2 separate regions of the Mus musculus genome follow, and region 2 is linked to region 1. A link is a loop called in an ENCODE intact Hi-C map of the cell type or tissue named here. Cell type or tissue: left cerebral cortex. All regions are shown on one strand.

Region 1 (2,500 bases):
CCTTTGTGGTGTCCTTCCTTTATATATATATTTTCATGTATTTATTCATTCATTCACTTTACATCCTGATTACAGCCTTGCTTCCTTTCCCCCAGCCCCACTGTTACAAATTCCTCCCTCTATGACCTCCTCCCCTTCTCCTCAGAGAAGTGGAAGCCCCCCTTGGGTATCATCCCACCCTAGGACATCTAGTTGCAGTAGGACTAAGCATATCTTCTTCCATTGAGGCTCAACTAGGCAGTCCAGGGAGGGGAGCGGGTTCCAATGGCAGGCAATGGAGTCAGAGACAGCCCCTACTCTGCTTGTAATAGGGGACTCATATGAAGACCAAGCTGAACATCTGTTACAAATGTGGGGAGTCTAGGTTTAGCACCTGCATGCTCTTTGGTTGGTGGTTCAGTCTCTGTGAGCCCCCATGGGCCCAGGTTAGTTGACTCTAGGTCTTCTTGTGGTGTCCTTGAGACCTCTGGGACCACTCAATTCTATACCCCACGTGTCCACAAGGCTCTCTGAGCTCCACCTGATGTTTGGCTGTGGACAGTCAGAAAGGCTTTTTAAAGCGACAACTTCCTTTGGTATCCTCATTACATTTCCTCATTTTACAGGAGTGATTCTTTTAGTTTGTGCAATGAGGCCTGGAAAAGAGTGTGACTTGAATACACCATGGAAGTCAGAAAGAATGCACATGCCTGCTGCTGAGCCAAACTCACACTGGGTACACTGGATCCATTATTTACGAGCTGGAGCCATTCATTTAATTAGCCACCTAGCAAATGCATCTTACGAGTTTCCTCTGTCTTCAGGGCACTTACTGAGTAGACAGAGTCGTGTCCTTTTGATACAATTGAAAGCCTCTGTCTCTGTCACACCTCAGCACCGGCATGGCATTTTACACCATAATCAAACAGCCACACAGCTATGGATCAGACGGACATTTGGAAGACCACAGCAGGCAGTTTTCCTTTCTCTGGTCTCAGTGATTATGGTTAATGACCAGCAGAGGGCATTTTAACATAAGCTCAGGATCTGCTCCAGGCTCTTTGTCCATAACAATCCTCCCTCTCCTAACAGATCTTTGCCTCCTGGAGTGTTAGGGCAGCTTGCAACCCTTCAGAGCCTGGGACCGCATGTTGAGATGCACTTACTTTTTAGAGAGAAGATAAATTTATGTGCGATGGGAACCTGCTTTCAGTTACCTGTGCATAAGAAACAACCATTCTCTGACTATTGTACTAAAAAAGAAATAGCCTGGAGAATTACAGTCTTCGGGAGTGATTTGAGCATACAGCAGATGAATATAACAATATAATGTCTCACAGATTGGACTTTCGTTTTCATGCTGGACAAACAGGAGTCCGGGAGCCTTATCTTCTTTCTTGAGGGATGATTTATGCACTCTATGTGCTTTGAGGAAAAATAAAAAGGAAACCCCTAACCTTGGGTTTAGAAGCTTTGACTGTGCTCTAGAGAAGAAAAGAGAACTGACATTGTGTCAGACCTCAACCTAGATCAGAAATTGCATGGCATCTGCCTTCCCCCTGAGCTGCAGGAAATGTAAAGGGAAATAAATATGTTGTTGTTGTTGTTTTTCTTTTCTGGAGTGTGGGAATGAAGATCCTGCCTAGCCCCAGAGTGCATGCATGATTCACTTGCAGATGAATTTGTTTTAGAGAAGAAATGGAGAACTTGGAAGTGCTGACGTATTCATCACGCGTCTTCCTGTTTCAGATCTGATGGGGACGATGGGGTTAGGACTTGCTTTTTTGTTCTTTTCTTTGACATACTTTTTATGAATGACAAGAATGTGTGTTGAAGCTGGCAGCAAAAGATAAGTAAGACTGTGTGCTCCTTTATTCTCCATGGGAAACTTGTAAGGAGCAGCTCAAATGCTTCTGTGGGTCTCCTCTGGCCCATTCCTCTGTCCTCAGGGTGATTCGGTCCCTTCGAGGCACCACATGTCTGCTTGGATTGGCACTTCCTTCCCATCTGTGTGATTGATGGTCTGCACTGCACGGGGCCCACAGAGGCAGCAGGCACTCTGCGTGTGATTTTGCTAGGTGTGGAGAGCATGCCTAATGGGTTGGACTGCAACCTTTTTTTTTTTTTTTTTTTTTTTTTTTTTTTTTTTTTTGAGACAGAGTCTAACTATATAGCTAGCCTGAAGTTCACTATGTATACTAGGCTGGCTTCAAATCCACAGAGATCTGTCTACCTTTGCCTCCTGGATGCTGTTATAGTTTGCTTTTAAGAAAGAAAAAGGATGGAGGGGGGGAAGACCAAAAAAAAAAAAAAAAAAGAAAGAAAGAGACAGGAGGGTTGAAGAGATGACTCAGTGACTAAGATGTGTGCTGCTCTTACAGAGAGCTTGAATTTAGATGTCAGCACCCACAATGGGGGTATTACAACTGCATGTAGCTTAGGGGTGTTTACCTCTGGCTTCCACAGCACATGTACTCACATATTCATGCCCCTATAATATATAATTTAGATATTAATAAAA
Region 2 (2,500 bases), 130 kb after region 1:
TACACATGTCTGAAGGTGTCATAATAAAATCCACCATTTTCTATGTGAACTAAAGAAAAAGTCAGTGAAAAAAAGAGCCAAGATGGCTGCTCAAACATCATTCTTCAGTACAATGTGTGTGTCTGTCTGTCTGTCTGAAATAGAAACATCTCAATCACTAGGCTGAGTGCAGGAGAATACCCTTGACAATGCATGCCAGCTTCATCTGTAAGACAAGGATAGAGGAAGTTTGAGTTTTCTCTCTCCAATCTGAGACATCTGTTTTCACTGCTCTCAGAACTGGCACTCCTTATTCTTGGACTCTGGAGCTTGTAGTGAATTATATTGCCAATTTTCTTGTTTCTCTAACTTCCACACACCAGACTGCTACATTTCTTAGTTTTAATAACCCCTCGAGCCAATTCCTTAATAAAACTCTCAATAAGTAAGAAAAAAAAAAGTGAGATGTTGTGGAGATGGTAAAGTGCTTGCAGCATAAGAACCCAAGTTCAGATCCTCAGCATCCATTTAAGAGCCAGGCATGGCAGCACTGTGTGTAACAACCAGTGCTGTGTTAGGGGAGACAGGTGGATATAGGTGGATATCCGGGGATCACCAGTCAGCTGGTCTATTCAAAATGCTGAGCTCCACATTCAATGAAAGACTGTATCATAATATAAGGGGGGAAGAAAGAGGAAGATAAGAAATGTCAACTTTTGGTCTCTACAAGCACATGCACAGGTGAGCACATCAGTGCATGTGTGCTCCCCCCCCCCCCACTATATGAGCAAAGCATATTGTTTAGATAGATTATCCAGCTAGAGATGCAGTCAGATCACTTGACCTGTCATCCTGGCCAAAAGTGCATGGCTATACATTCACTGGGCAGGACTAGTGGACCAAAAACTATCACAGGATGGATCAGAATCTGCTTGTACCTACACATCCTCACCAGGGAAATGGCAAATGAATCCTTCTATTGCCTTTTTGAGCCCAAGCCTTACAGTGCTTTCCTTGGTCACATACTGATTTGAATAAGCACTCTCCAAAGTAGCATCTTGTTTTTATAAAATATTTGAATAAAAGATGAGTTGAAGAGAGTCCAGTGTCCTTTTGGATCAAAGCTATGCGATAGTAAATAGCAAACCAAGTTATTAAACACAACCACTTTGAAGGATTTCCCATCCTGCCATCTGCTTGTCAGCACAGCCTCACACCTCTGTGCTGGAGAGAATTAGAGCCTCTGCCTGATTTGGAAGTAATTCAACCCATTAGTCACCCTTTGTGTGTTAGAATTTCAATTTGGCTCCTACCACTTTTGCTGCTCTGGTTTTTGTTCTTGCAGTGATGGATTTTCCAAAGGGCCTTTTATTACATAAGTGCATAGCTATTTAAATTTTCACCACCAGTCAATTAAGACAATTAAACCCTATCAGAAACATGCTGAAAAAAACCCAAAAAGACTGTTTTTAGATATTTCCCTCTCATATTTGCTTAGCTATCAATGGAATAGTTATAGGTTGTGTAAGTCATCTATCTATCTATCTATCTATCTATCTATCTATCTACAGATAAGCAAGATGCATAACTAAACCTGGTTGCCACTCAGACATAACTACTTTACTTTGAGGAAACAACCTTAAGTATTTAAAAATATTTTTAACCTTTATTTTTATTTTATGTGTATGGTGTTTTGCTAGCATCTATGTGTAACACCTGACTGCAGTGCCATGGAGGCTAGAAGATGTCACTGGATCACTCGAACTGGGGTTACAGAGAGCTCTAAACCACCATGTGGATGCTGGGAATTGAACTCAGCTCTTCTAGAAGAGTGGCCAGTGGTCTGCTGAACAATCTCCCTAGCCCCCGATTTTATTGGTGAACACACATGAGTGTAAAAAAGAAAAAGACACAAAGAAACAGGACCATAATAGGCATTGTCCTCAAATTCTCTACTCATGACATATTTTCCCTAACAATGCAAGCATAGCCAGAACATCTTGTTTAATATTTCACAACACATCTTTGTAGGGAAGCTGTCACTCCTTCTGCCATTCCATTGCTAATGAAACTTTAATTTTATAGGCTATTCTAATAATATAAAGTTTGTAAACAACTCAGCATAGTTGCCCAGTTTTCCCTTAGATTTAACAATTGTGCTCTCTCTCTGTCTCTCTCTCTCTCTCTGTATGTGTGTGTGCTAGTGTGCACACACAATATATGTGCAGGTGTTTATGTATGAATAGAGACCAGAGTTCTCTTCCTCAGTTGCTTTCTATCTTAATTTTGAGTCAGGATCTCCTTGCACCTGGTTCACCTAAGGCTAAACTGGTTGGCCAGTAAGCGCTAGAGATCTTCCCATCTCCAGCATCTCACAGTGGGATTACAGGTTCGTGCTTCCAAGTTTCGCTTATTCCATGGGTGCTAGGGCTTCAAACACAGGTCCTGGTGCATGGGTAGCAAGTACCTCACTGCTAGTATATTTGAAAGTCTCTTAAGACCAATGAACCAATTTATATTG

What was found. A loop is a pair of places that touch in the nucleus more often than their neighbours do. Peaks named below come from ENCODE experiments on the same cell type or tissue, not always from the same donor. Only the 100,000 strongest peaks of a DNase experiment are listed, where the experiment ranks them.
Region 2: it touches region 1 in a loop (2.8-fold over the local background); 1 of 42 quality-filtered maps calls a loop at or near these places.

What each region holds. Positions count from the first base shown.
Region 1 is chr6:47,174,310-47,176,809 of GRCm38, reverse strand. The region is part of intron 20 of Cntnap2 (contactin associated protein-like 2); the gene reads right to left. Among named protein-coding and RNA genes, the nearest start is that of Gm35565, 52 kb to the left of the region's middle. In left cerebral cortex, a CTCF peak has its summit at 989 (motif pointing right); DNase peaks (open chromatin) are centred at 1,002, 1,760, 1,930 and 2,465.
Region 2 is chr6:47,041,543-47,044,042 of GRCm38, reverse strand. The region is part of intron 17 of Cntnap2 (contactin associated protein-like 2); the gene reads right to left. Among named protein-coding and RNA genes, the nearest start is that of Gm35875, 2.0 kb to the right of the region's middle. In left cerebral cortex, no CTCF peak of the experiment used is centred here; DNase peaks (open chromatin) are centred at 251 and 1,215; H3K27ac peaks cover 299 bases.